2 separate regions of the Mus musculus genome follow, and region 2 is linked to region 1. The links are chromatin loops, found by intact Hi-C in ENCODE. Cell type or tissue: gastrocnemius. All regions are shown on one strand. Links, peaks and the distances in the headings refer to the core of each region. The heading gives the core; the rest is flanking DNA. Region 1 has its middle 10 kb from the start of Cda. Region 2 holds the start of Mul1 (mitochondrial ubiquitin ligase activator of NFKB 1).

Region 1 (16,011 bases), core at 3,783-8,782:
CTAGCCTGGAGCTTGCTATATGGACGAGGCTAGCCTCAAATTCAGAGAACCACCTGCTTCTGCCTCCGCAGTGCTAGGTCTAAAGGCGCGTGCCATATACCCATGGAGCCTTGTTTAACGTAGCCTGTAGTTGACCTTGACTTCAGGAGCACACCCTTCCCCCACCCTCAGCCCCTGTGGTTCCAGAATGCAGACTCTGCATGGGTTTCAGAGGTGGCTATGGCATCCAGTCCTGGCCAGTCAACACATCCACCTACCTAACCATTAATATTGGTTCAGAAAAGGGCAAGTGTGCTAATCATTTTTCGAATTGCCGTGACCAAATTCCTGACAAGAAATAACTTTGGGGCATAAGGGTTTATTTGTTTAACAATTTGAAAGAATTGAGTCCACTTGGGAGGGGGGGGCTCTGTGGGAATGGGAGCATGGTCTGTAAATTCTGTTTCTTTACATCTCAGTGGATCAGGAAGCAGAAACTGGACAGGAAATAGTATCAGGCTATAAACTTAAGCACCCCCCCTTGCTGTCCCCTGACCCACTTCCTCCAGTGAAGCTCTGATTCCTACAGGTTCCATAACCTCATGAAACAGAGCCACTCAGTTGGAGACCAAATGTTCAAACACGTGAACCTGTGGTGGACACTTCACATTCACACTGTAATGGTATTGGGGTCACATTCGGTACTCAGGGAGCTTAGTCCCTGGACTTTTGTTGGAACTGTTGGGGAAAGAGATGCTCACTTCCTGCTAGAGTTGTTGAGAGGGTGGAAGGGAGTGCCTTTGCTAAGAAGAGGGGAGATTGAGGAAGCAATACCAAGTCCCCTGGCAAACCTGGTTCTCACCAACCCCGTTCAAGTCCTGAGTACTCTGTCCTTAAGACAATAAGTTGCAATTCCCCCAACCCTACCCCTCCCAGATCAGTATGAGTTAGGCTTTCTGTCTCCTATGTCTAAGAGGGTCCAGCCCCACCTACCATTCCAGTTATCATCAAATGGCAATTTTGGAAAAGGGAGATTGTTAAAGGGTTTCAGGGCCTGTATGACACATGACTATAGGATACCCACGCAGCCATAGGATATAGAAGTCCCAGAGCTCTTTTCTTCCTGGGGGTACCTGCTCTTCCATCCCAGCTGCCCCTCTTCTACTTTCAAAGTCTCCTCTCTGTAGACAGGCTTCCTTTAATGCTGTATTGCTTACTGTCTTGTTACCATGACGACAACAAGTTCAGGAAAGAAGGGTTTATTCGGGCTTACAGTTTAAGAGTGCATTATGTCAGAGAAGCTACGGGAGAGGAAGAGATGGTGAGTGGTCACATTACATCAGAAGTCAGGGAGAGAGATTAATACCATCACTCAGCTAGCCACCTCTGCTTTATCCAGTCCCAGCCCATGGCATTGTATCGACCACAGTCTCTCCCCCCATGACCGACCCAGTCTAGAAACTCCCTCAGGGACATGCTCAGAGGTGTGAGACACACTCAGTGAGTCTAGAGCCTGCCAAGGTGACAACCAGTAGTGACTCCCATAGGTGTTCACAACTCCCGGTCTGTCGCCACCTCACCCATATCACTGCTCAGTGGCTCCCTTCTGGGGACAGTGACCCCAGCAGCCCTACTTTAGAGAATATCCAGACAGGCCACCCCATGAGATGGCCTACCAAAGGACTTTAAAACAGCTCTAAGACAAGACTGCTGAGCTAATCGTGGTGGCCCAGGCCGGTAATCCCGACACTCATCCACTGGAGGCAGGTAGATCAGAATTTCACAGATATCCACCTTGAAGCTACACAGTGACTTTGAGGCCAGACTTGGCTTCAGGAGACTCCGTCTCAAAAACTTAAGACATAAATAAATCAGAAGACGGCTGGGCAGTACCACTCCAGGCTGAAGGATTTTCTATCTGCTGCACAGAACTAACTGAATAGGAAATGAATCAGACCTGGGGAGGGGGTGGAGTCAGACCTGGGAAGGGTGGAGTCAGACCTGGGGAGGGGGTGGAGTCAGACCTGGGAAGAGGTGCAGTCAGACCTGGGAGGGAGTGGAGTCAGACCTGGGGTGAGGGTGGGGTCAGACCTTGGGAGGGGTGGGAAATAGAAGTAGCAGGGATTTCCTGGAGGAGAGGGATGGAAAACCTGGAAAAGGAAATCCTACTGTAAACCACGCCCTCCCGCACCCACCCCATCTCTTTTCTTCACAACAGGCTTGTGAAGGGAGTGGTGTATTTCTGCATCTGTCCGCAATGTGAGGAATGGCCCGAGCTGCCTCTGCAGTTGAAGGCAAGAAAGGACTCAGCAGGTGGGGTGGTCGCCTTCAGCCATAATCCTGCCTGTGATCTCCTGTCCCTAGGGACCCAATGGGATCCTCCAGCAGCCTTTGTCAACTAGGGGATCAAAAAGAACAGCCTCGGGCTGGTGAGATGGCTCAGCGGTTAGGAGCGTGGACTGCTCTTCCAAAGGTCCTGAGTTCAAATCCCAGAAACCACATGGTGGCTCACAACCATCCGTAATGAGATCTGATGCCACTCTTTTGGAGTGTCTGAAGACAGCTACAGTGTACAGAGTCCCTCTCTGTCTTACTCAGTCTCCAGACCACAGAAGACCCAGAGATCCCACCTACCACATCAGCCGAGGCCCTCATCCCATTGGCTGACCACCCAATTCTTCCCACTTAGGCGTAGATGGTGGTGAGTCCTGGGAAATCTGCCTTAAACAGTTCAGCCATGGGCACCACACCTAGGGAGCAGCCAAGGCCCCGGTAGAGGTTAAGTATCTGTCTGACAGGATGCAGCCCTAGATGTTAGACTCCTTAGAGATCTATTAAATATCATTAAGTTCCTCTCCCAAGATCATGAAAAAAGAGAAATAGCAAATATATAAGAAAAAGTGAGTGCCCTACCCCCAGCCAAGGCTGATGTCCCATTCTGCCATACCGCAACACGCACACGCCTACACAGTTGATATTACAGCCTGTCCCCGCTCTCCGCGCCACAACGCCCCCCCCCCAGCACACGATACAGGTTTTGCAGTTTATTTTCACAAAACAGTCGTTCTTTGACACATTATCCTGCAAACAGCTATGCCTGCACTTACCTCATGCTTGGCCCTGCAGCTTCCAGGATGCCAGTCTAACTCACTCTTTAAATAGCTCTTTAAATTCAACCTTTCCTGCTTAGTATGCTCAGAGCATCGCTATCTGAAAAGGTGTCTAAGAAGTGCCTGTTGCACGTAGATCATCAGAACTCATTTCTTGGGCTAGAGAGTTGCTTTAGCAGTTAAGAGGCCTGCTCTTCCAGAGGACCCAGGGTCAATTCCAAGCAGCAACCTGGTCCCCTGCACCCACCCATTACTACAGTTCCGGGGCCTCTGATGCCCTCTTCTGGCCTCCAAGGGCACTACACACAAATGATGCACAGACATGCAGGCAAAACATTCTTCATATGCGTAAGATTAAAAAAAACCAAGTCACGCACGGTGGTCCATACCTTTCATTCTAGCCTTCAGGAGGCAGAGACAGGCAGATCTCTGTAAGTTTGAAGCCAGCCTTGATTACATAGTGAGTTCCAGGCAGCTTAGGTAGGCATAGTGAGGTACTAACTCAAAATAAAAATAAGTTAATAAATAAAATCTTTTTAAAATTTTTCCAGGCCAACTTCAACTAGATAAGAAGCTCGAGTCCATCCGGTCTTACATGAGAACACATCTCAATAATAAAGAGAGAGAGAGAGAGAATAGAAATAGCTAGAGAAACTATCATAAATGTGAAATATAATAATTATGGGTAATGTTAGAAGAATACAAAGAAATAGCTTTCATTGTTTGTGTTTGTGTGTTTTTAATCATATGTAATATATACGAATATGTACACATAATATTATATATTATATATCCCATATTATAATATAATCTATAACATAATACACATATATATGTGAATATATATATACTATTTATAATTTGTGTCTATGTACAATTCTTGATCTACATGAATTCCTGGTGCTGGGGAATCTCTGACAGTAGTAGAGCAAGCCAGTCTTACTACCCAAGCCCTGGAACCAGGGGAGGAGGCTGCCTGCAAGAGGCTGCCTACTAGCTTTATGGAGTTGGTTCCCTCGTTCCAACTCCACAGAGGTTCTAGGGATCGAAGCTCAGGATACCAGATTTTTTTGAGACAAATGCGTGTGCCTGCCAAGCCATCTTACTGGCCCAGAAAAATGATCAATTTTTAAGTAATTTAAAGAAAAGATGTCCATTTAATTAAAAAAAAAGTAGAAAAAGACAAGATGAGAGTGAAGCGAAGCTAAAGAACAGGTCCCTGCCACAGACCCCCGTCTACCCAGCTCAGAGCCCTGATGCAGACCCCTCTCCACCCAGCTCAGAGCCCTGATGCAGACCCCTCTCCACCCAGCTCAGAGCCCTGATGCAGACCCCTCTCCACCCAGCTCAGAGCCCTGATGCAGACCCCCGTCCACCCAGCAGGTGCAGAGGCTCCCGTGCATCACTGTAATGAGGTTGGCTGTAGACGCATGGGAAAAGCTAAGAGGCAAAAGCTAAGAGGTGGGCTGATGCTGAGTTACCAGGAACACCTCTAGATTCCACTGCAGAACCAGCCAGCCAGGAGAGCTGCCACCACTGCCACCAACTCCAGAACCTCCCTGCTCTGAACAGCTGCCAGGACATGAATTCACCACGGTCCTTCCCAGCACTGAGAAGCCAGGACCGACCTGGCACCAGGGGACATCTCTCTGTAGCTGCCACAGAGGAACCAGATCACATCTGCCACAGTGCACCTCTCCCTGACTGACGCTCAAGTCCCTTTCTGAATCATCTGCTCTTCTGAACAGAAGCCACATTGAGGCAGAAGTCCTAGTTACCTGGGTACCTGGAAGGGCCTTCTCCAGCCCTTGAGTGTCTAGAACACAAGGAGCCATGATGGCGGGAGTGGGGGTGTAGGAGGGTGGGGAGGACGGGATGGAGCATGACGGGACTGAGCAGGATTGTCTGGTATCTGCTTGCAGCCCACTCATCACAACCTCCATTTCCACCCCACTATTTCTTCCTAGATCTCCATGAAAGCATCACAAAGTGGTGTCGCCAGAGCCAAGGTAACTGCGCGTCAATCTAATGAGAACCGCATTCATCTGTGGTGCACACCTTTAATCCTAGCCCTTGGGAAGCAGAGGCAGGCAGATATGTGAGTTAGAAGCCACTATGGCTTACATAGTGAGTTCCAGGACAGCCAGGAAACACCTCCTCATCAGAGAGAGAGAGAGAGAGAGAGAGAGAGAGAGAGAGAGAGAGAGAGAGAGAGAGAGAGAGAGAGAGAGAGAGAGAGAAGAGAGACTGTAACCAAGGTTAGCACTAGCAAGAAGAAATCTGAGCGTGACAAGTCAGGAAGCGTTGGCAGTGCTTGCCTTGCAGCAAACAACCTTCCCTCCACTCCCCCTCCGTGGCCTTGGCCTTCAGCACGCCACCTGCACAATCTGAGGTTTGCCATCCTGGATCGATCATCTGCACTCGACTCAGGAGGGAGCCGAGGCAGGCATGAGCCAGCCATGCTGAGGGGATGTCACCCCCTATTAATTTTTACAAGTAGCCAAGGAAGGTGATGGCACTCGGGGAGTTTCAGAGTGTCCAGAGGCAGGTTTTTCTGTGTTTTCATCTGGAAGAGTTGGTTGCTATGCCAACCTAGAACTCATCCCGGAGCTATCCCCCACCCCCTCCCTCTGCTCAACCAAGCATAAGGAATACGCAATTGCCAGGTCTGAGTCTCAACTTCCAGACCAGTGGCTCTTTGGGGGTACTCTGATGGAAATGTAGGGTTTATTTATTTATTTATTTATTTAGTCTACTAGGACCTCTAAAGAAGCAGAGGCCATGGTCTTGAGAAGGGGAGTGCCCCATTCCCATCTCTGTCCCTGTGATAAAATACCAGGCCAAGAAGCAAGTCAGCAGAGACAGGGGCTATTCAGCTCGCTATTCCCAGTTACAGTCCATCACTGTGGGAAAGTCTCGGCAGCAGGAACCGAAGCAGCTGGTCACGTCAGTCAAGAGTGGAGACATAAAGGCGTGAATGCTTGCTCCTCATCTCTTCTCTGTGCCTGTCCAGTCCAAGCCCCCAAACACAGAATATGCAGTCCACTGATGGATGGGTCTCCCCATCTCCACTACCCCAGTTAAGAAGAAATTCCTCATGTGCATGCCCACAGGACAACCTGAGCTAGACTATGTGCCACGGACTCACTTCTCCAGGGAGTCTAGGTTGTGGGAAATTGACAATGAAGGCCATCATCCTGGAGAACAAAGCTCTGTGTTCCCTGAGCGATGAATTATGGAAAAGCAATATCTCACTGCACTGGGTTCTGGCTGCAGCATACGCCAAATTCTTCATTCCGGATACATTTGTTTGTCTCTTAGCGCTGGCACGAACAAAGCCTCAGTAGCTCATGTCACTAACGCATAAAACAGGGGACTCTGGTGAGAATATGCAGCGGTATGACCAGCACATCACACGCTCACATTTTTGTTTTTGCTAGAAAAGTGGGGGAAGGAGCTTCCATTCAGAGGTGATGCTGTCTGGACCACCATGATGCGGGATATTTGTTAATCTCCCTGGGATCCCTGGCAGAGCCAGGATAAATGTCTGCTCCCACAGGCGATTAATCTGGGCAACTTCCACAAATGACAGTTTCCAGTGTGGCCAGCAGGCCACCAGATGGCAGTCTGGCCCTCTCAGGACCTGCTACCATGAAGGCTGAGTCACTGTTCTTGGCAGATGGGCGCTTAGCTATGGTGGGAAGACTAAGGTTAGACAATAACTGCAGGTCACCTCAGGAAGAGAGCCGCCATTTTATTCAGGCCATCTGCATACTCAGCTCAAAGACAACCTTCCTTGCTATTAGATGAAAGCTTATTAGATTCTGGACAATAAAACATGAACGAGGGTCCATCCTTCCTTTCATTCCCCCACGTTTCCTCCCTGCTCCTCAGAAAGGGTCTGTGAAGACTAACACTTCGGTAGCCATCTTAAGGATGATGTGCCATGGTGCACATTTGGGAAGTTAAAGGACAGTCTGTTGAGGAAGGCTGCTCTCGTTCACCCATGTGGGTTCCAGGGCTGGAACTCAGGACATTAAACTTGATACTAAGTGCCTTTACCCCCTGAGCCATCTCACCAACTCTAAGACAAATTTGAAAATGGAAGGCACAAAAATGTGGGACCCGAGTCCCTGAAGACAATGCTGGACGAGATGGAAAGAGAAATAAGATTGCATTTGATATGAACCAACCTGGGCATAAAGTGACCTTTAATCCTTGGACACTAGAGGCAGAGGCAGGAGGATTGTTGCAGGTTTGAGGCAAGCCTGAGTTACACAGAAGACCTTATAATAAATAACTAAATATATAAACAAACAAACAAAATAGCTGATCTGTGGTGGCACACACCTTTAATCCCAGCACTTGGGAGGCAGAGGCAGGCGGATTTCTGAGATCAAGGCTAGCCCGGTCTATGAAGTGAGTTCCAGGATAGCCAGGGTTACACAGAGAAACCCTGTCGCGAAAAACCAACCAACCAACCAAACAACCAAACAACCAAACAACCAAACAAAAACCAATATCCAAACCATTTATTTGGAGCTTTCTCAAAGGTAAGTCAAACCAATACTAACACTTAGAATAAATCATATATCAGAGAATAAATACAAAGTGTAGCAATAACTGGATACAAGGGTAATCTAGCCACAACATCCTCCATCTCATAGGTCACCAGGTGTGTCTTAGGGAGACACCATGATCAAGGCAACTCTTCTAAGAACAGCATTAAATTGGGGCTGACTTACAGGTTCAGAGGTTCAGTCCAGTATTGTCAAGGTGGAAGCATGGCAGCATCCAGGCAGCCATGGTGCTGGAGGAGCTGAGAGTTCTACACCTTGTTCCAAAGGCAAACAGAAGACTGACTCCCACATGGCTAAGGAGGGTCTCAAAGCCCACCCCCATAGTGGCCACACCTCCTAATAGTGCCAGGCCCTGGGTCAAGCATATTCAAACCACCACAAGGTAGGTTCAACTCCTCTGGCTTGCTAAGCTGGTGTTTCTTTCTTCCCTTGTGGCCCCGTGTTTGTTCTTCTCAAATCTGTGTGCTTGATTGAAGGGAATAACTGTTTATTACAATCAAGCAGCCCTTAGAGGGGAGTTCTTCACTCTGGGGTTTCGGGCAGTTCCACTCTGAGGTTTCCGGCAGCTCTACTCCAGAGTTTATAGTATCCTGGATCTACAGCATCCGTTCCAGGGTTTACTGGGATTCCACCCCAGGATTTACTTCTGCTCCACTCGCTTTGGTTATAATAGCTTCAAGACAAGCTCTCAAAATACTGCAGAAAAGTTAATGCTACCAGAAGTAGGCTGCCAGGCACAAGCCTGGAATCCAGATACTCAGGAGGCTGAGGCAGGAGGATTGTGAGTTTGACGTCTGCCTGGACTACAGACTGAGTTCAAGGGTAGCCTGATCAATTTAGTGAGACCCTGGCTCAGACATGACAACGAAAGAATGGTAGAACATTTGTCTAGCATGTACAATATAATATGATATGACAGATTCTTTTGTGTGTATCAGGATTTGCCTGCATGTGACTGTGCACCTTATTCATACCTACTGCCTATATAAGCCAGAAAAGTTTGATCACATGGAACTGGAGTTAGAGATGGTTGTGAACTCCATGTGGGTGCAGGGAATCGAACCTTGCTCCTCTGTGAGAGCAGCTGATGCTCCTAAACACGGAAGCATCTCTCCCTATCTGCCTTGTTTGTTTTGAAACAAGCTCTCATTGCATAACCCTGTCAGGCCTAGAACTCACTTTGTACATGAGGCGGGCCTAGAACTCAGAGCTCAGAGATCTGCCGGCCTCCTCCTCCCCAGTGCTGGGTGGGTTGTTTTTATTTTTAGGCAGTGATAATGCCACTTGGAGCAGAATCTGCTTTAAAAGGACCAAAAGTCTAAAAATAAGAACAAGCTTTGTTATCTTGGGGCCTACGGAATCTATGAATTTGGAAAGAAAATTTCACGAGCTGCTAATAAACATTTAACCTTACCATTTTATAAATGCGAGCAATAAATGAGGATAATTATCAGCTCCAGTGACTTTGACCCCAATATAAATTCTGTTTCCATATCACTTTATTACAGGTATTAACTTATTGACTGATAAATATTTTTTACTTTGACTGCTCCTTCAAGGTCACAATAACTAATAAGCCTATTTCTGGATTGTGCTATTTGGTGCATTAATTAGAATGTATGCATACTCGCTGGGGTATGGTGGTATAAGCCTTTCAGCCCAGCACTTCAGAGGCAGAGGTAAATGGATCTCTGTAAGTTCAGGGCCAGCTTGTCTACATAGTTTCTTCCAGGCCAGCCAGAATATATAATGAGACCCTGTTTAAAACAAATTATATACACTGATATCACAAATATTTTAATTATTCTAGTAATTATTTCAATACATTTCAGCATTTTCAAGATGTTTCCCTAGGTTTCACAAGACAACCAAAGGGGTAGGGCGTTATGAAGGCTGATGAGCCCTAAATAAAGACAGTTTTACACTATTAACATCAACATTGAGGGAGGCAGGAGTAGCAATTTTAATACTTTAAATTTTTGTTACATTTATTTATTTACTTGGAGGGGATGAGCACATAGCATGGTGTGCATGTGAAGATAAAAGGACAAATTATGAGAATTAATTTTCTCCTTCTACCACATGGGTCCTGAGAATCAAACTCAGATTATTCGATCAGCAAGCTCCTGGTTTCAACGAACCATCTCTTTCTTTCTTTCTTTCTTTCTTTCTTTCTTTCTTTCTTTCTTTCTTTCTCTTTCTTTCTTTCTTTCTTTCTTTCTTTCTTTCTTTCTTTCTTTCTTTCTTTCTTTCTTTCTTTCTTTCTTTCCTCCTTCCTTCCTTTCTTTTTCTTTTTTTAGGATAACAAATAGAGAAATACATATTTTTAAAAGAAAAAAATTAATAAGATATAATAATCACTAAATAATGCCCCTTATAGCAGCAAAAGATGTAAAGCAACATTAAAATATGTATGAATTAAAGCTGTAGTCAGGGCCAGGAGTGGCGGCAGCGGCGCACGCCTTTAATCCCAGCACTGGGGAGGCAGAGGCAGGTGGATTTCTGAGTTCCAGGCCAGCCTGGTCTACAGAGTGAGTTCCAGGACAGCCAGAGCTATACAGAGAAACCCTGTCTCGAAACACACACACACACACACACACACACACACACACACACACACACACACACACACACACACACACAAAACCAAAAAGCTGTAGTCAGAGTTTAGCAAACCTTTCCCAGAACCTGACGGATCAGTTAGGCACAAATATGACTCTCTCCTGTGTGTGTGTGTGTGTGTGTGTGTGCGCGCGCGTGTGTGTGCATTTGTGTGTTTGTTTGCGTTGTGCATGTATTAAATAAGGTCTCACTGTGTAGCCATAGCTGGCCTTAAAGTCACTGTGTAGACCAGGCCAGTCTTGAACTTCCAAGTACCAGGAACAAAAAAAAGTCCCCTTCAACTGGTTAACTGAGCTGACTCAGGAGGAATAGAAACTTCTAATAGCCCAATAAACCACCCCACCCCCCGAAGTTCTCACCATGTAGTCAATTTACCTCAGCCTCTCACCTGCTAGTATTGCAAACTTGCACTACACCGATTGGCTCTATTCCTACATTTTTTTAAAAGATGAGTACACTGTAGCTGTTTTTAGGCGCACCAGCAGAGGGCATTGGATCTCACTACAGATGGTTGTGAGGCACCATGGGGTTGCTGGGAATTGAACTCAGGACCTCTGAAAGAGCATTCAGTGCTCTTAACTGCTGAGCCATCTCTCCAGCACTCCAGCTAGCCCTTGTTTTATTGTTATATTTAGACAGAGTCTCACATGTACCCCAGGCTGGCCTGGACTTGGCTCACTATGTAGATCAGGCTGGTCTTGAACTCACAGAGATCTGCTTGCCTCTGCCTCCTTAGTGCCAGGCTCCCAGTGATGGGACATTTACCCGGTTTCTTTCTCTGTGCTGTTCTGATGGACATGTCAGTCACATCCCATTCATTTCTGTGGAAACTGACTAAGGAAGTTGACCAAGGGCTTCCTGCACACTGCGCTATGTACTTTCCTAACATCTCTGGCTGATTTCCCATAAATTACTGTATGTCCCATTAAAAATCTGCTGTTTCCTTTTTTCTGTTTTAGTTTACAGCCTTCAGTAGTATTTGTCTACAAAGTACTGTACGGAGTCCAGATTGAGTTTCATATGGCCATGTCTGAAGGTTCCAAGCTTTTGAAAGGCTCCTATTTTATTGTTTGAAGCAGTGTCTCTATGGCCCAGGGCAGCTTCAAACTATCAGTAATCCTCCTGCCTCAGCTTCCCAGGCATGAGCCATCACTCTGGCTTGCTCTGTGGAATGCCTGCCTCAGGCTTTGTCTGCTTTTCTATTACAATGTCTGTCCTCTCCTTGAGTCTAGGGGTCTTTAGATATATATCAGAGATCCTCCTCCTCCAGGAAGCGTTAGGGCCCTGATAGTCTGGCCTACTCTCAGTGTAGACTGCTTTTACTCCTCTGACAAGAGGGTGCTGAAGGGAAGAGTCACAGTAATGTCTAGGACTGCCTACAAAAGCTGGGAGCGATCATGGCATGGCTAAAGGATGCCAGGAGACTCTGATGGCATCTTCTGCTACACCCACCTTGTCTGCCACAAACACCCTTGCCCCCATCATTTAAGACTCCTCCTGGGCTCTGTCATCTAGAAAGCTTTCCCAGCCTACCCAGCCCACCCCTCCCTCTAGACTATTAGGTCTTCAGCATTGCCACAGGCCCCAGGTCCTAATTGTGTGTTACAGTCTTTTGCACCTGTTGATTTTCTGTCTCCCTCACTGGAATGCACCTCTCGTCATCAGGTGGTGGCCGGAGCAGGGCCCAGCACACAGCCATCATTAAAACACTTGTGAAGTTGTAACACTTGTTGAATCCTTGCTGCCACTAGGCGCTGTCCTAAGAGGTAGCTCGGCTGGTTTGGTTCTGACCATCCTCAGGCTGGACGGATGGCTCAGTGGTTAGAACGCGTTCTGCTCTTTCTGAGTTTGCTTCCTGGGAACTCATATCCAGCGGCTCACAACCTCCAATTCCAGAGAATCTGACACCCTCTTCTGGTTTCTGTATATCACACCCACAGAGACACAAACACATAAAAAATATTGGGGGGGTGCAGGAATCTTTCCAAAACAAAACAATAATCCCAGGAATTAGTATATATATCATTCAGGGCTATGAGATTGACAGAGCCGAAAACTCAAAACAGGCCTAAGCTAGAAGGGCTTCACTAAGGGGCAAGTATGCCTTCAGGCCTGGCTAGACAGTGTCTTCCCTCTCCCTCTCTTAGCCTTGCATCTTTATGGTGGCTTCACTTTGCAAGCAAGCTCTCTGGACCACTGGAGGCAGGCTATCAGCAGTAGTTACAGCCTCAACGGGAAACACATTCCCACCAACTCGGCAGAACGAGGGGGCTTCCGATTGGCTCGTGTTGCCAGTACCCGCTGACAATGATTGGCAGCCCACCAGGGGTTCTCCCCTGAAAGAAGCAAAATAAAAGATTCAGGCAGTCTCTCCTAGCAGAGTTGTAACCCTGTGGATCCTATCTCATCAGTGGGGACACCACCGTTATCCTAACTTTCTGAAGGCAGAAGGACGCAGAGCTTACGTGCCTCTGCACCCAGAAGGAAAGAATTATCTGACTGTCTGATCCACAGACCTACTCCCTGGCCCGTCCACTGCCCGCTGCATCAGAATCTCTGAAGTTCTGGGGGAACTGAGAGCTGTAGCAAACAAGAACAGTGTTCTGCCTCCCCTTCTGTTGCTGTGATAAAACACTGACCAAAGACGACTTGGGGAGAAAGGGTTGATTTGGCTTCCATGTCACAGTTCAACACTGAGGGAAGGTCAGGGCAGGAACTCAAGCAGAAGCTTAAAGCAATGGTGCTGGCTGGCTTGCCTAGAGGCTCATGCTTAGCTAGCTTTCTTATACAGCTCAGAATCACAGGCCTAGGGAATGGTGCTGCCCACGGTGAGCTGGATCTTCCTATATATTAATTAGCAACCAAGGCACTCGCCACAGACATGCCCACAGGCCAATGTGATCTAGGTAATCGCTCCATTGGGATTCCCTTCTCCTGGGACTCTAAGTTGTATTGACAGCTAAAGCTAACCAGGTTTTACAACAGTCAGCAGATGTCACATGGACAAAGACAGATAAACTCTCAGGCTTCCCGCCACGGCCCATGACCCACTGAACAGATGTCTTTCCTTCCCTCCTCACTCTTCCAACAACATCTGCTCTGTGTCCTTTCCTCATTGATTCATAGCAAGTGTCTTCCTGGAGAGACCAGAGGGATCATAAAAGACCAGACACACCATCCCAGCAGGGTGGCAGCATAAGTTCTCCAAGAACACACTGACCGAACTGGTGAAATGGCTCAGCAGTTAAAAGCACTGACTGCTCTTCCAAAGGTCCTGAGTTTGAATCCCAGCAACCACATGGTGGCTCACAACCATCTGTTATGAGATCTGATGCCCCCTTCTAGTATGTCTAAAGACAGCTACCATGTACTTACATATAATAATAAATAAATTTTAAAAAACCACCTACTGCTTCATATCTTACACTAGGAAGAAACCTCCTAAGGTCACCACCCTTGGGCCACTGTGATGGCTCAGTAGGTGAAAGGTGCTTGCTGCTAAGCCTGATGACTTGAGTTCAATCCCCAGGACCTATATGGTGGAAGGAGAGAACCAGCCCCCACAAGCTTCACACACGCACTGTGGCACACAGTTTTTACACACACACAGAACCAACCAGTCAATTAATCAACAAGTGTTAAAAAGTGAGATTCGAGCTCATCTTGGGTTAGGTGAGACCTGGCTACCAGCCTAGCCAAAAACCAGTGAGTTCCAGGTTCAGTGAGAGACCCTGCTCAAATGAGTATGGTGGGAGAGGGACAGAGGAAGACATCCAATGTCCTCCTCTAGGATGAGTGCATGAGCACACCACACACCCACACACACACACCACATACATACACAATACCACACACCACGTACACACACACCACACACACACCAATCATACACACATACACATACCACAACACTCACACCACATACATACACCACACACATACATATACACACTACATATATATACACCACATACACACACACCACCACACATACATACATACATATATAATACCACACAACACATGCACACATACCACATACACACACACTACATATATAAACACCACATACACACACTACACACCACACCACACATGCATACATATACAATACCACACACCACATACACACCACACACACACACACACATACACCCATACACACCACATACATGCATACACACATATACACAGAGAGAGAGAGAGAGAGAGAGAGAACCTCTCCTTAGATATTCATGTTCTTCTAGCAAGACAACTGACTTTCCCTAATTTTGTATGAAGTAGAATATATTTAGAAAATTCTGATAATATTATTGATCTATAATTTACCTCTAAGCAGACTGCCAAGTTCGCTTGTGCTCCATTCAACAGACATCCCACTCCCTTCTATGAAGAACCCTTGAGTCATCGCTGGCTCCCAGTTTCTGCACTGCTGAGCTGCCATGGGTACAGTCTCCATCTATGCCAAAAGCTCAGGTTCAGAGCTTTGAAGGAGTCAAAGGCTATCACTCGCCTGGCAGTTACCAGAGTCATAGTGCTGTGGACTCCAGGAGACCAGAGCTGGGCCTGGCAAGGGCTGCGGTTGTCTGAAGAAGCAAGAGTACAGTTCAGGATTGCCGGCTCTGAGGCATTCTCCTCAGAATTCTCCTCAGAATTCTCCTCAGAAGCAGCCAGGTCTTGATTTATGCCAGAAATAATTTATGCCAGGATGAGTCAGTTTGCAACTAGTTTAATTTTGTAAAAGTTTGTTTGGTTGGTTGGTTTTGGACGCAGGGTTTTTCTATGTAGCCCTGGCTATCCTGAACCTCACTCTATAGATCAGGCTGGCCTCGAACTCACAGAGACCTGACTGCCTTTGCCTTCCAAGTGCTGGCATTAAAGGTGTGTGCCATCACCACAGGCTGCTTTTAAGACTGATTTAACTATAGGTTAAGCACTGAAGGGAGGAAGGATTAGAGACAGAAATAGGGAAGAGATGGATAGAGGTTAGGAAGGAAACAGAAGACAGGAGCTAAAGAGACGGCCCAGGTGGCTGCAGAGATTAACCACATGGTGCCTCAGAGCTTAAGAGACCTTGCTGCTCTTCCAGAGGTTCTGAGTTCAGTTCCCAGCATGCACATCAGACACCTCACGACTTCCTGTAATGGCAGCTCCAGGGGATCCAGCGCCCTTCTCTGGCCTCCACTGGTACCTGCACTCACATGCACATGCTTACACATAGGCACACTGCACAAAAACTTATGTTAAAAATAATAAGTGAGCCAGGGATATACAGAGAAACCCTGTCTCAAACCCTCCCTCCCCCCCAAAAAAGTGAGCCGGGTGTGGTGGCACACGCCTTTAATCCCAGCACTTGGGAGGCTGAGGCAGGTGAATTTCTGAGTTTAAGGCAAGCCTGGTCTACAGAGTGAGTTCCAGGACAGCCAGGGCTACACAGAGAAACCCTGTCTCAAAAAACCAATAATAGTAATAGTAATAGTAATAATAATAATAATAATAATAATAATAATAATAATAATAATAAGTGGAGGCTGGAGAGATAGCTCAGTGGTCAAGAACACTGACTGCTCTTCTGGAGGTCCTGAGTTCAAATCCCAGCAACCACATGGTGGCTCACAACCATCTTTAATGAGATCAGATGCCCTCTTCTGGTGTGTCTGAAAACAACTATAGTATATTTACATATAATAAATAAATAAATCTTTAAACAATAATAAACA
Region 2 (16,011 bases), core at 5,257-10,256, 48 kb before region 1:
TTTACTATAGCAAAAGGAACGGAACTCTCCGTTTCCCTATCTTTCCGCTTTTCTCTGCCCTACTCCAACCCGATTCTCGCCCTATCACACGATCCAATTACGTGTAGGCGTGTGGTTGACCTAGAATGCACTGTGCACCAGGACAATGGCCTGTTTTTCTCACTACCTGGTGCCCAGCAGGTTTTCGAGAAACAGTTTTACAGCACTGCAATAACGTCCAGTGACACTGAGGGTCACTGGGGGGGGGCAGCCTCGCTGCAGCAGGTGCCCGGGATCCCCTCTGGCTGCGCGTCGTCTGGGGCCCTGTGGCTCCCCGGTGCGCCCCGGCGCGAGCTGCCAGTGAGACCGGGCTGCCCACCCCACCCCCCGCACTGACCTTGAGTTCCTGCGCGACCTGGGCCTTCTGCCGGTATATGGAGTACAGTACGGCGGTGACCATCGAACTGGTGCCCAGCAGGATGACCTGGCCGAGCGACGGTCGCGAACCGCTCTCCATGGCGACCCCAAGCCGCACCAGCCGCCTCGAAATCACCTGCGACCCCTACGCAGCCGCGCAGCCCTTCCCGGAACCCGTCGCCCGTCGATGACGTAAAAACCGGAAGTGGAGGACGGGGGTGGAGCAAAGACGTTGCCTAGGTGGTTGCGACGTTACTGCGGCCTCCTGGGAAACCGGTGGGGCTGGCTGTGGTCACGTGGGAGCTCTCCCTCCGGGTTTCTAGACGTTCTTGCTCCGTTATTGTTAAATGACATCTAATTTATCCTATGAGAGCGTGCCTTGGTGCACCTATAGAGGGCAGGACTCGATCTGAGCGTCCCGGTTTCTCCTACTTTATGGGTCCTTGGGATGGAACTCAAGTTCTTAGCCATGGTGGCAAAGCACCTTTACTCACTGGTCTGTTTCTCCAGCCCTTGCTGGATTATTTGATGTCGCCGCCGTCAGATGGGGAGCTGAGTAAAACGCGTGTTCAGCACCAAGAAGTGTTAGGCTTTAAGCTATCGGAGAACCTTGAAACCTGGCTTTTAAAGATGAAGAAACTAGCCCGGCGTGGTGACGCACACCTTTAATCCCAGCACTTGGGAGGCAGAGGCAGGCGGATTTCTGAGTTCGAGGCCAGCCTGGTCTACAAAGTAAGTTCCAGGACAATACAGAGAAACCCTGTCTCGAAAAACCAAAAAAGAAGAAGAAGGAGGAAGAGGAAGAAGAAGAAGAGAAGAAAGAAGAAGAAAAAAGAAACTGGGGCCAGAGGGGATGGAGAACATGGTCGGAGCCATACTGCAAAGGAGAGCTGGAGAAAAATTAGTCCAGCTTCAAAGCCCTCAACCACTACACCAGTTGAATTGATTCTACACCAGTTGAATCGCGAAAATAGCTCTTAATCTACTGCCACGCCACCCCCAAAACAGCATACTGCTTATTTAATAATAACAGCAAATATTTTTATTGAGTGACTATTATATGCCTTGTACTGTAGTTCGTATTTCTTAGGCCTGGCCTGTGTTTCACTCCACTATCTAGGGACCAAACCCAGGGTTTCAAGTGTTCTTCCACTTAGCTCCGTCCCAGTCACTCCAGACCAGCATTTGATGCATTCAACCACTGCCACAGTAGAGTTTCAGGAGAGGAAACTGAGGCTTCGGTTAAGAAATACACACAGTCCAGCACTCAGGAAGCAGAGGAAGGCAGACCTCTGAGTTCAAGGCCAGCCTGGTCTACAGAACGAGTTCTAGTACAGTTGGGACTACACAGAGAAGCCTTGTCTCAAAAAAACAAGTGGTGGGGAGAATATAAATACACTCAGACCTTTAACTAAAAATGATAATGGGCTTCAACCCAGGTGACCTTTGGAGAACTCGTCCAACTCCTCTCAGACATCAGAGTCGCCGCAAGTCTTAGCCAGCACATCTGCCTGCAAAGCCTGGGTTCTCCTTGCAGTGTCCTATAGGTTATCCTTTAAATTCCTCAAAATAGACCTAATGATATTCATTGGAGTGCTTTTTAAATAACAAAAGAATAAAAATGATCTAATTCCAATAGTCAGTTGGTTGAATAAAATTTGAAACGTTTGTTGAGGCAGGAAAAACGTTGGGACAGGAAAAAGAAGCACGTTTCTCAGCAATTTGGTCAAAGGCTCTTGCCAGAGAAGAATTCCAGCATAAGGGTGCTAAGACAGCTAGCCGGTAAAGCTCTGCGCTTGCTGTCCAACCTGAGTTCAGTCCCTGGGACCCACGGGATGGAAGGAGAACCGACTGTCAAACACGGTCCTCTGATCTCCGCTCACAGGCTATGGCGTGTATATTGCCAACATGTGCACAACAAATAAATAAATGTAAAATATAATTCCAGCAAAATTAATAATTGCCCAAGGCCTTCCTCCCTTCCCAGCAGTAAACCTGCGATTTTCTAGGAATTTCACCAGAAACCTCATTTGCGGAAAACCTGCAATGTACCAGCTCCCTTCTGCAACCCTAGGGTTCTAAATCGGAATTCTATCCAAGGCAACTGCAATCTCACATATCAAATGACAGGGAGGGGCTTCTTAGCAACTGCTTGAGATGTAGCATGAGAGCCACCTAATGGGTCTAGCTAATGGTAAGCCAGTCAATTGCCATGTTCCCCTGGGGAACCTATTCCCACACTTGGGTGTGTCTTCTCAATGCTTCCTCTAACCCTCAAGATATCTATAATAAAAATCTCCAACTCTGTCTCATTATACTGACTGGCCCTGGAACACTTTTTTTTTTTTCGTTGAAGCCAGGAATCCATTTGATCTGAGTTGAAGTCCCTAAAAGTCTAGGGAAACTCTGCTGTGGGTGACAGTGGGGAGCTGTGTCTCTGTCCCCAGATCCCTGATATCTATGAGTTGAAAAATGAGAAGGCAGACTGCAAATGTGTCTGAATAGGATTCTATTTTTGGTTTCCTTTGCTGTTGTTGAGACAAGATCTCACTGTGTAGTGCTCACTAGCTTAGGACTCACTGTCCTCAAACTCAGAGATTCTCTACCTCTGCCTGCAGAGTAATGGGGTTAAAGATACACTCCTCCATGCCCAACAACCCTATTTACTTTTAAAAGAATGGAGAAGAATACTGCTTTTATGTTCCTTTTGTTTTTGAGTCAGAAGCTCAGATAGTACAGACCAGCCTTCACCTCAATAAGTAGCCAGTGATGACTTTTGAACTCCTAATCTTCTTGCTTGAAGGGCTTTTCAAGTGCAAGAATTACAACCCTGTGTCACTCCTAGCTTAGAAGAGAATGTTTTTGGGTCTCTAGAATGATTCACAAAAGGCTGATCATATTTAGGGTTTTTCTTTTTTTTCTTCCATAGAAGGAAACTGGTTCCTGGAGAATGTTGGCCTCAGCTTCATGATCTTTTGGGAGGTTACGATCCAAAACCTTTTGAGTTGAGGAAGGACATGATCCAACCTGTTTAGTAATCGAAAATCCTTTATCCTTGGATCACTGCAAGGGAAAGAACAAAAGCGTGGTCCCAAGACTGAAATCTAGGCAGCGTCTCCACTGCTGATTGGTTGGGGTCCTCGGGTACTGAGCCAAGCATCCTTTCTTTACCCTTCAGGCCCTTGTAGGGCTTTCTTGGGAGCGTGTTAAAAAGCCCATCGCTCTCAAAAGGGACATGCTGGTTGAAAATAACCCTGCCTCTTTCTTTCTTTTCCTCTGCCAAAGGCTGAATTCCTTCGTGAGTGCTGCTGAGAATATCAGACAGGCTGAAGTTTACACCATGTGGGTCTCGTTAGGCATGAGAGTTGGACAATTTCCGCTGTGCCAGATGTCCCCGGGGAACCATTTTCAGCTGGGGATGGCTGTCCTCACTGAGTCACAGTGAAGAATGATCTCTGACTTGGAGACCCTGCGTTGGGCTCCTAAAGCAGGAATGAGTTAGAGGAGGTGACCTAGGACAACATCACAGACTGACAGAACATTGCCTAAGACCCAAGTTCACAGTTCTCCTCAGAGAAGCAAAAGTGGCCTTCTGGTCACTGGGTAAATGCCCTGAAGGCATTCACTGGGGTCTAGGAATCAAGTAGATTCAGAGCTGGCAAGTTAGCACCTGCAGGGACATGGCCAGGTTAGTACCAAAGGGAACAGGAAATAGAAAAGGTAACAAGGGACTGAAGAGATGGCTGAGCGGTTAAGAGCACTGGCTGCTCTTCTAGAGGACAGGGGTTCAATTCCCAGCACCCATCAACCGTCTCTAACTCCAATTCCAGAATTTCTGACACTCTCACACAGACATACTTGCAGGCAAAACATCAATGAACATAAAAAATAAAAATAAATTATTTATTTAGAAAAGAAAAATGATAGCCAGGCGGTGGTGGCACATGCCTTTAATCCCAGCACTTGGGAGGCAGAGGCAGGCGGATTTCTGAGTTCGAGGCCAGCCTGGTCTACAAAGTGAGTTCCAGGACAGCCAGGGCTACTACACAGAGAAACCCTGTCTCAAACAAACAAACAAACAAACAAACAAAAAACACACAAAAACAAATAAACAAAAAAAGAAGAATGATGAGATCAATATCCCTCCACTTGGGAAGACAGCTGACATAATTATCAAAAATTGTCTGATATACTCAGCATATTTTTCGTGGTATTGGGTTCAAACCTTGTATGTGCTAGGCAAGCACCTCCAACTGAGTTGTGCCCCAAGCCTGATAATATTTTTTAAAATATTTTAATTAAAATATTTTTATTTTAATAAAAAATAAAAAATTACTAATTTGTGGGGTGTGGTGGTACACACCTTTAATCCCAGCACTTGGGAGGCAGAGGCAGGCAGCTCTCTGTGAGATCAAGGCCAGCAGGTCCAGGAGAGCCAAGGTTGTTATGAAGAGAAACCCTGCTCTGAAAACAAACAAAAATTATTAATTTATTATTAGTAGTAGCAATAGTAGTATAAGAGGGGCATCGGCATGCCCTGGTGCATGTGTGGAGGTCATGGGAGTCAGTTCTCTCCTCCTAGTGGGTTCTGGGATAGAACTCAGACCAGCAGGCTTAGATATCAGGAGCTTCACCCACTGAGCCACCTCACACCACCATGTCCAAAGCATAGTTTTAATGAGCACGTATCCCTCCCAGTATTCTCTCCCAGTACAGAGAGGGGGTTCAGAGGGCACAAGAGTGACATTTTTCTTTTAACAATCAATTAAAAAAAACTCAGAGTTCATAAAATGGAATGTGCTATGAAACGGATTTATTTTTTATGGATCCCTGTATGTTAGCTACACCATTTGTGTGCAATGCCTGTGGAGGCCAGAAGAGGGCATCGGGTACCCTGGAACTGGAGTTCCACATAGTGGTGGACCTAACATGAGCAGTAAGTGCTCTTAAGAGATGAGCCATGGCTCCAGCTCCCACATAGATTTCTTTCCTAAAGAATAAAAAAGAACAAAAGCTTAAAGGAGCAGTAAACTAACATGCTATGGGCAGCTAGGGTCAGTTAACCATGGGATCAGAGCTCAGCTTTGATGGAAATGTGTGGAGGAACAATTAAGTGAAAGCAAAGCAAACAGCGAGAAGATTCCAGGGCAGGGTCATTGCAGTGCAAGCCCCGAAAGGAAGCAGTCACTACTTACAAGCTGCAGAGTTGGTACACGGCCTACCAATGACAGCACTGCCATAGAGCTCACAGGACTCAGGCTTTGGGGCTTCCTAAAAGAAGAGACATCCACGGAGGAACACCTAGAGCCCACATCAGCATCCTTCTTAAACACTAATTACCACCAGGTGAAGCATCCGTTGAAATCTTTCCCTTATGTTTGTCTTGTTTGTTTTGTATGGTGGATGTTACCCACACTACCCACCAACTCCTCCTCTAGTGATCTTCCTGCCCACTGAGTAACTGGAGCTATAGGCTCATGTCACCATTCCTGGCTTCTTTTGTCTGTATCGTCGTCGTTGTTGTTACTTTTGATTTGTTTGTGGTGCTGGGAATTGAACCCAGGGCCTTGTGCATGCTAAGCAAGCACCCTACCACTGAGCCATACCCCCAACCCTGGTTTCTGGTTACCAAGAGTTCTTCATATATTCTTGATAGCAGCCCTTGATGAGATCACATATTTGACTTGCTGACATTTCCTCCTGTCTCCAGCTTGACTTCTCCTTTGGAGAACAGAAGTTGCGAGGATTTATAAAGTCCAGCAGAACCGGTTTCCCTTTAGGGGTCCTGCTTTTATTGGCTCATCTACAAAATCATTGCCTGTGGGTTAAAGGAGTGGTCTGGGAGACAAAGGTGTTTGCTCTGCAAACACAAGGACCTGAGTTCAAATCCCCAGCAGCTACATAAAAAGCCAGGTGAAGAGTGGGGAACCCTGGGATCTCTCTGGCTAGTAAACTTCTGGGGAGAGTGAGAGGCCTTGTCTCAAAGCAGTAAGGCAGGGAGTAGAAGGCACTCAGTGTCCTGCTTTGGCCTCCATGTGGAAGCTCACAGGTGTGTATGCTCACACAGTCACCTGCATATACCATACATACACACATACACCGCACACACACACACACACACACACACACACACACACACACACACACACACACATACACCACATATACTACACTACACACATACACACACATACAGCACACACTCTCTTACACTATATGCAACACACACATACCACACACATACACCACATACACACACACACCACATATACACTACACACATACACAGACATACCACACACATACAGCACATGTATAGCACACACACAAACACACATACATGCAACACACACCACATACAGACATACCATACACACACACCACATACATATAGTGCACACACACTCTTACACTTTCACATTACATGCAACACACACACATACTGTTGTGTTGTATAAAAATAAAGAAAGAAGGAATATGTCTGGTGGAGGTGTAGTCATGTGGGGGGAGGGACGCCTCTTTGGGCCCCTGCTGAGGCATCCCTTCCCCCTGAGGGACCAGCCACACCATGGTATAGTGTAGAATAGAGTTTATTCAGGGCAAGGGAAGGGGAGTTGAGAGGGTAGGAGAGACAGAGAAAGGGAGAGAGGGAGAGGGAGAGGGAGAGGGAGAGGGAGAGGGAGAGGGAGAGGGAGAGGGAGAGGGAGAGGGAGGAGGAGTAGATGCTGGCCATGAGCACATGGGGGTGGGCAATGAGGAGATTGGAAGGGACCAGAGGACAGAGCAAGAGCAAAAAGGCAAGAGCAAGAGAGGAAAGGGACAGGCAGCCCCTTTTGTAGTGAGTCAGGTACACCTGGCTGTTGCCAGGTAACTGTGGGGTGGAGCCTAGACAAAGTGCTAACACATGCAACACACACACACAACACATATACATTCACATGCAACAAACACACACAGAGTACACACACACACACTTTTGTCTACATTAAAATCACAAAAATGGCCAGGCATGAAAACAGACTCTGGAGTCCCAGAGTAGGGAGGTAAGGACAAGGCTTGGGAGATGGGAGGTCAGTCCTGGATTACAAAGCAAGACCATCTCACACTGAAGCAAGCTGGATGTGGTGATGTGTGTCTTTAATCCTAGCACTGGAGAGGCAGAGGCAGGTGGACGTCCGGTGAGTTGAGGTCAGCCCAGTTAACACCGGGAGTTCCTGACCAGCCAGGGCTACATAGTAAGACCTTGTCTCAAAACCAATAGGCAACTCACACACATTTCCTCTATGTTTTCTCAAAGGTTGTGCAAGTTTAGGGTGTGGTTAGCTTTGGCAGCTGGATCTGGCATGGTTTCCCATGAAGCAGTGCGTGCTATCATCATCACCCCAGCAAAGCAACGAGGGCTATGTTAATCCCCAGCTCACAAATACAGGCACCAAGGCTCAGCCAGGAGACATCACTTAGGGCTTATCCACCGTACATGCTTCAGTAGAATGTAGTGTTATGTATCTTTCTGAGACAGAGTCTCATGTGTTCTAGATTCACTCGGAAATTACTGTGCAGTGGAGAATCGCCCTGAGCCCCCGATTCCCCTTGCCTCTACCTCATGGTGTGAGGGACTGTGTCCAGTTTATGCGGTGCCGGGGAGCTAACCCAGGGTTTCACACCTGTGAGGCAGACACTCTGCCAACTGAGCTACATCCCACTCAGTTAATATCGTTGGCCTCCGAAACAACCCGGCAACTGAGTCATTTCCATCTGTGAACCATATCGCTTGTATTCAAATGTTTATCACCACAGCCCATCTGGAGAGCTGGTGTCGAAGACAAAATTCCTGGATTCAAATCGAGGCTCGGGTCAGTCCGTCACTAGGGAAAATGCAAATGATTTGTTTGCATAAACTCACCCTCTAAAAGCCTTTCAGTCATTTTACGTCACGGGGAATGGCCAATGGTTGTTGCAGTTGATAGTTTCAGCCACGTGGGGGCACCAGGAGCATGGGATACAGAAGATTGGTGCCCATGAGGGAGACAGGCTCTAGGGAAGTGAGGAAGGAAAGGAAAAAAAGACTTTGGTTTTGTATTGGTTGGTTGCGTGGTAGGTTGGTTGGTTTGGTTTGGTTTGGTTTGGTTTGGTTTGGTTTGGTTTGGTTTGGTTTGGTTTGGTTTGGTTTGGTTTGGTTCGGTTCGGTTTGGTTCGGTTTGGTTCGGTTCGGTTTGAGGCAGGGTCCCATGTGTCCTAAGCTTGCTTCAACCTCATCACTACGAAGCCAAGGATGTGCCATGATGACTTCACCGAACATGACTTCAGTCTCCTGCGACTCCTGCCTCCCCTTCTCAAGTGCTGGGATCAGAGATGTGCATCATCAGGGCCGCTTCCCGGTTTCCATAATGCTGGGGAATCAAACGCCAGCCTATTGCAAGATGGTGAGCACTCTATCAACTGGGCCACAACCTCAGCCCGGACAAGGGAAATTTCAGGAAGGCACTGACTGAATTATGGTCCCTCGAGAGCCCAGGAAAGGCTCAAGCTCACTGCTCACCAGCAGGCTCTGTGGCAGTATCTTTAAAAGACCTTTACCCCTACCCTCGCCCGGGAACCACAGGAGCCATGTAGCCAACAGGAAGACATCTACAACCTGTTGGTAAGGAAGGGTGGCTCACTCAAGTCAGGCGTGGGAGTCAGGTGCCTGAGAGCTAGGTCAGCCATGCCATCTCTGGCCAGGCCTGTCATCTACCTGAACCTAACAGGTGGCGGTGGCGGTGGTGGCAGTGGTGGTGGTGTGGCTTTCTTTTTTTTTTTTTTTTTTTTTTTTTTTTGACTTTTCAGGGTTTTTAATAGTCACACGCAGAGGGCTGGTTCATTTCAGATCCTTCACTGCCAAACCCGGGGGTAGGGACTGCTTCAACTTCTCTGCCTTTTCCTTGTCTGTGATAACCAGGGTGTAAAGGTACCTGCTGCAGCGAACCTTGAACTTCACATTATCCTTGTTTTTCTTGATCTTGACAGACTTGGCATCCTTCCGCCGGGCTGTCAGCAGAAAGTCCTTGATCTCCTCAATTTTACAAGGCATGGCGACGCGGGCTCGGCTCTGGCGTCCGCACAGCGACGAGAACCGAAGAGAAACAGGGAAAGCGTGGCTTTCTTTAGTTTGGCTGGTTAGTGAAAGAAGATCTCTTGTAGCCCTAGATGGGTTTTGAACTCACACTTCAGGTCAGGATGACCTTGAATTTCTTGTCCTCTCACCTCATCTTCCAAGCTCTAGGATCACGGGGCTGCTACACTATACTCAGCTAAGCCTCAGTCAGTCAGTCAGTCAGTCTGTCTGTCTGTCTGTCTGTCTGTCTCTCTCTAAGTTTTTATTGATTCTTTGTGAATTTCACATCCTGCACCCCAACCCCACTCACCTCCCCATCCCTCCATATTTGCCCTCTGCCCTTGCAACCTGGCCTCAAAAGAACACAAACAAAACAAAACAACAGCTACAAAAATAACTCACTTTGGGAGCTGCCGTGTGTCACCATGTGTCACACAGTACACCCTTTTGCCCAAACAGCTTTTTTTGCAAATGTTCATTGCAGTGAATCATTGGTCTAGTTTGAGGCCTTTGGCTTCTGCTACTGGCTCCTCACTGGGACTCCTCTCTGATATTTGCCCAGGCGAGGTGCAGGGCCTGCTTTCCCAAATGCAACCGCTGGTACAGTGCAAGGCCAACTCGCCTGCTCTTATGCCCTCGGAGCCAGCTTTCCCATGCTGCCCAGGTGCCAACCTGCAGAGCCCTCAGATGTCAGCAAGGCCGTAGGCAGCAGTGCAGACCAGAGATGTCTGCATAGGCTTTGATAGTAACATGGGCCACGGACGACATCAAGACAGGCCCTCACTGCTGCAAGGCCATGGACCCACACATGGCCTTTAATGGCAGCCCCAGGCCTGGATCTCACCACAGCCTCAGGTGGCATTCCAGGCTTCTCACATCAGTTCCTCACTACTGTCAAATCTCCAGTTCTACTTTTCTTCATTGTGCACACATCCTTTGGTTTTTCTTTCTCTTCCATCTCTCCACCACTTACTTTCTCATCTTAGTGACACCTGAGGCCTCTGGGTGTCTTCCTCAGGTGTCACCGCAGGTGAGATCCACCCTGCCTGTGCCTGTGGTATCAAAGCCTCAGTCTCTTATCTGTCAAATGAAAATGGAGGTAGCTGCCTCCTTCCGTGGCTTCCTTAAGATGGATAGCCATTTCAATATTATGAGCCCCACGTCTCCCAGCTAGAGGAAGGGGAAAGTCCCACCTTCTCCACTACATATCTAAGCTCAGACAAAACAAACTTGCAGACAGGACACAACTGTCTATTCAACTGAAACCTTGATGGACAAGCCTGACTCCATCTTAAGGTGAGAAGCTATCTGAGTACAAGGTCAAATTAATGAGCTGGAGAGATGGCTCGGCAGTTAAAAGCACTGGATGTTCTTCCAGAGGACCTGAGTTCAATTCCCAGCACCCACATGTCAGCTCACAACTGTCTGTAGCTCCAGTTCCAGGAATCCAACAGCCTTACACAGACACAAGCGTAAGCAAAACACCAATGTTCATAAAAGAAAAACAAGGTCAAAATGAATTCATTCCTGTCTGACTATGTCTTGACCCATTTTCTAGAATTTGGCATGTTCTATACCACTGTCTCTGACCCGCCAGGTCCCAAATAATGACACAGAGACTTATATTTATTTATGAAAGTTTAGGCCTTAGCTTAGGCGATTTCCCAACTAGCTCCTGTAACTTATTTAACACATTTATTGTAATTCACACTCATCACGAGGCCTCTTACCTCTCATTCCATCCTGGTATGCCTGACTCCTCCACATCTGGCTGGAGACTTCTCTCCCAGAGTCCCTATCTATGCCCAGACGTCCTGCCTTCAACTTCCTGTGTAGCTATAGACTGTCAGCTCTTTATGAAAGCCAATCAGAGAATGCCTTAGGCAGGTGCGGAAGAACAGAGGCACACCATCACACTGTGTACAAAAATCTTACCCCAACACTATACCCTAACCTCTGCCCTGATGAGATGTTCTGCAAGTTCCTATATAACCAAAAATCTTTGGGAACCCCCTACTCTTGCTGTTTTTGAACCATATAAACCCTACTTTTTCCTATATGCAATGGTATTCTCTCAAGTCCTGCTTTAGAGAGATAGCCCTGTGTGACAAAAAAACAAAGCTTGCTTAATTTAACATGTTGCACTGGTGGGTGTCTTAGTTAGGGTTTTACTGCTGTGAACAGACACCATGACCAAGGCAACTCTTCTTAAAGGACAACATTTAATTGGGGCTGGCTTACAGGTTCAGAGGTTCAGTCCATTATCATCAAGGCAGGAAGCAAGACTGTATAGGCAGATGTGGTGCTGGAGGAGCTGAGAGTTCTGCCTCTAGTTCCAAAGACAGCTAAGAGAAGAATGGCTTCCATGCAGCCAGGACAAGGGTCTTAAAGCCCACCCCCACAGTGACACACTTCCTCTAGCAAGGCACACCTCCTAATAGTGCCACTCCTTGGGCCAAGCGTATTCAAACCACCACAGTGGTCTTTACTCTCAGGATTAACAAATGCTCAGACGATTTAGGCTCTTGGCCAATAGATGAGCTTAGAGGATGTTTTCAGCCTGAGATTACAAATAGAGAGAGAGTTTATGTTAGCCAAGAATCCATTCTGTACAAAGTCATGGAAACTCAAGGTCAAGGCTAAGGGGAGACCAGTGAAAAGCCAAGGATGAAAGTCTAAGCAGCCGCCCACTGCCCCATTCACATAAACACCTCCTTAAGTCGGCTCCCTAAGACTCTCATCCCACTGTTATACTTGACCCAACTCGGTAAAGGTAAATGGAGACAGACGGCTCAGAGGTTAAAGAGCTTACTGCTCTTTTAAAAGACCTGAATCCTGCTCCCAGCACTTATATCAGGCCTTAAACTCCAGCTTGAGGGCTGTACTAATGTGCACACGTGTTCACACATGTGTACATAATTAAAATGAAATAACTAGTTATGATGGCGAATCTTGGTTATCAGCTTGCTTTATGTGTAAAGAGGGGACCTCAGCTGGGAGACTGCTCCATCAGATCGGACTGAGGTCATACCCATGATGCACTTTGCTAATTAATAATTGATGTAGAGGATCCAGCTCACTGCAGTGGTGTAGCCACTCCAGGGCATGTAAGCCTCAGCTGCGTGCCAGATAGTGATGTCGCACGCCTTTAATGCCAGCACTTGGGAGGAAGAGGCAGGTGGACCTCTGTGAGTTTGGGACCAGCCTGGTCTACAGAGTGACTTCCAGGACAGCAGGGCTACACAGAGAAACCCTGTCTCAAAAAAAAAAAAAAAAAAAAAAAAGCAGAACAAACAAGGAAACAAAGCAGCCAGTATGCATAATATGCAGCATTCCTCTATGGCTTCTACTTCAGTTCCTGCCTTCTGGACCCTGCCTTGAACTCCTGTCCTGATTTCCCTCGGTACTGGACACAACCTACAAGCTGAAATAAACCCTCTCCTCCCCAGGTTGCTTTTGGCCAGCATTTTAGCCCAATAATGAGAAGCAAATTAGGATCAACAGGGAAACCCAGGCTGAGTGTAAGTGGGAAAGGCAGTATCAGGGCTGACCTCAGTGTAGGGCAATATTCTGATTGCACCATTCAGGCTAACGGTTTGCACTGTGGTCCAGGGGCAGAGGGAAGGGTCTGACTAATAATTAGTCTGAAACATCCAAGTCACACCTTTTACCTACTGAAGCATCACATATATAATGGCTATTAGCCTTGAGCCAGTGAAATGGTTCAGCTGGCAAAGGTGCTTGCTGCTAAGCTGTGGGAATCCCCCACAACTCTCGGGGCCAAGGAATGGTAGAAACACACATCAAACCCTGAAAGCCCAACTTCTAAAACAAAAGACAACCACCTACCCCCTAATGTACAATTAATGATAGCTCTAACTACCCTAAACATATTTAACATCTACAAAAACTCCAAACACCCTCCTATCTCCCTGCATTGGCGCACACCAAAATTAACCCCCCATCCTAGTACGATGGCGTGTTTCTTTAGAAGGAATTTGGAAGGGAACAGATCCTCTCCTTACAAGCAGGAGGGATTTCACTTGTGTTTTCCCACAGGACCAGCCTAAGCCTATCTGGGTTCCTGCAAGAAACATCGGACACCACCCCACCAACCAGGAAGATGGCCGCCTCTGGCTGGCAGATCAAGGATAGAGGAGAAAGAGGCAGAAGAACGTGAAGACCCACTTGAGGATGGTGGAATACAGCCTAAGATGGAGGCTCCAGCCCAGGTGAGACACAGCACAGGCTCATGCTGAGGTTTAGCCTTCCAGGCATCCAGACGGGAGGCATGCGGGAATAGCCGGTGGGGCATTTAGCTCAGGGTGATTGTCCTGAGCGCTGAGGAAATGAGGAACCTTCTGCAGGAGACTGGGGCTGCAGCGCTAGCGCCTCCCCCCACGGCGGTTCTTGATGAGAGAGACAGCCCTTGCTTATCCAAACTGTTTATTCATGATGAAAAAGGTACATAGAGACTCAGGGTGGACCAGAGATTAAACACCTTTTGCAGGAGGGAATGTTGGGGAAGGGGAGTCTATTGGCTGAACCCTCAGAGCCAGCTTATCTAGATACCTCATTAACATGGAGAACTTGGGGCTCTATGCTATGTGACCAGTTGTCAGAGTCTTCACATGGGGTGTCCTGGCTACGTGCTCCAGGACAAGAACCAGGTCAGGACAAATTCAAACACCTACCCTTCTCAATTATGAGAACTGTCAGGATTTCTTAATCTTAATGCTCGACCTTGCCAGTTTCTGTCTGGTGGCGAGGTTCCACTTGGCCCTCACTTAGCCTCATAACCTGAGTTTGGTCCCCAGGAACCACACAGTAGAAAGCTGTCCTCTGACTCCCACATTAGTACCATGACCAAGAGTCCGCATGCACAAACGCATAACATAAATAAATGATGGTAAACAAGTTTTTAAATGAGGTTCTTGGGGCTGGGGAGGTTGCTTGGTCAGTAAAATTCCACATGAAGACCAGGGGTCATTCGGACACATAGAAAGCACACCTATAACCCCCATTTTGGGGAGGGAGGAGACAGGGAGGTCCCTGGAGCTCAATGACCAGCTGATCTAGCCTAATATATGAGATCCCAGTTGAGAGAGAGAGACAGAGACAGAGAGAGAGACAGAGAGACAGAGACAGACAGACAGACAGACAGGGAGAAAGGGGCAAAGCAGATATGATCATACACACCTTTAATCCCAGTCCTCGGGAGGCAGCAGCAGGAAGATCTCTGTAAGTCTGAAGCCAGCCTAATTTACAAAGCAAGTTCCAGGCTAATATAGTGAGACCCCACCAGAGGGTGTCAGAGGATGAAGGGAAGAAGGGAGGGAGGGAGGGAGGGAGGGAGGGAAGAAGGGAGGGAGGGAGGGCTATTCTTGATTCCTTACTGAATTTCACACACCCTGCCAATCCTAAGGATAGAATCAAGAATACGAAGCCTCTTCCCTGAGCCATGTCGCCTTGGTTATTGCTCCCAAAGGGACCCGGCCTCGGCTACCAGCACCCACGCTGGCTCTCCCCACCCTGTCCTTGTTTAGCTGTCTCCAGAGCACCAATGACCATGCAAGCTGTAGATCCAAATGATGATAACGAGTGGTTATCCCTGGTGATGTGAGTGCATCGAGACCACCAGATCGTACTTTTTGTCCCCCTGTCACATCCTCAACTCTTGACTCCCGCCTGGCACATAGTAGGTGCTCAGTGTGCACTTGGTGACTGGATGAACTGAAGAGCAACCTACCCAGCAGGCAAGTGGCATGACAATCCTGTAGATGAGGATGCTGGGGCTCAGAGAGGACCCCATGGCTGGGAAATGGTGGCTCCGGAATCCATACACATCACCAAAGGCAGGCGCCACCCCTCAGGGTCCCTCTAACTGGATCCACAGCCTGTCTTTGGTGGGGAAGGCCACACTTCTTCAGGGAAACATGGGCAGGGGTGTAAAAGGCAAATGGGAGGCTCTGAGGTCTGGGAGGAAGAGGGGAAGTCACCGCTGTTCCTGATTCAAAGGTGACACTGCTAATGAGTGCAGCTGGAGATGGGAAACACCTGATTAAGCGCAGATACTGATCCCAAGACACAGCCTGACTTCAGCAACAGCGCAGCAGAAGAAGCCTCCGTCCCCGATGCATTGGAGAGACTTCATGGAGACTCTTTTCCAACTGCAGGGGATGAATACGGTTTGGTCCACCTTTTCCTCGAAAGAAACTAGACCGAGGCTGAATTCTTTGGTTCGGTTCCCGCCGCCTGCCAGCAGCTTCTCCCCAGTTAATCACCCCCTTCCTTCCCGAGATACTCGGATCCCGCCCCACTCTTTCAGCCTTCAGTGCAACCTACTCGTTTGTTTATCATCTGCTAAGACTCCGGGCTGGAGAGCATGGAGCTCACCCTGAAGCAAATCGTGTCTACTCTGCTCCTGAGGCCCGAGTGCAGGCACATAGTAGGCACTCAGTATTATGTTTATACACATGGAGCAAGGATGTGATAAACAGGAAGACTGGTGAATGGTGATG

The links. Hi-C counts contacts between places; a loop is a spot of excess contacts. Peaks named below come from ENCODE experiments on the same cell type or tissue, not always from the same donor. Only the 100,000 strongest peaks of a DNase experiment are listed, where the experiment ranks them.
Region 2: a loop joins it to region 1, with 2.2 times the contacts of the local background. A loop is called at or near these places in 25 of 42 quality-filtered maps.

Annotation. Positions count from the first base shown.
Region 1 is chr4:138,370,019-138,386,029 of GRCm38, reverse strand. No RefSeq gene overlaps it. Among named protein-coding and RNA genes, the nearest start is that of Cda, 10 kb to the right of the region's middle. In gastrocnemius, for the core only: a CTCF peak has its summit at 6,709 (motif pointing right); DNase peaks (open chromatin) are centred at 5,495 and 6,717; H3K27ac peaks cover 1,376 bases.
Region 2 is chr4:138,419,245-138,435,255 of GRCm38, reverse strand. It overlaps Mul1 (mitochondrial ubiquitin ligase activator of NFKB 1), which reads right to left and starts at 584. Exons shown (of 4, transcript NM_026689.3): 1 at 377-584. The coding sequence starts at 496. It also overlaps the pseudogene Rpl38-ps1. In gastrocnemius, for the core only: CTCF peaks have their summits at 5,274 (motif pointing right) and 8,357 (motif pointing right); DNase peaks (open chromatin) are centred at 5,275 and 8,371; H3K4me3 peaks cover 510 bases; H3K27ac peaks cover 1,132 bases.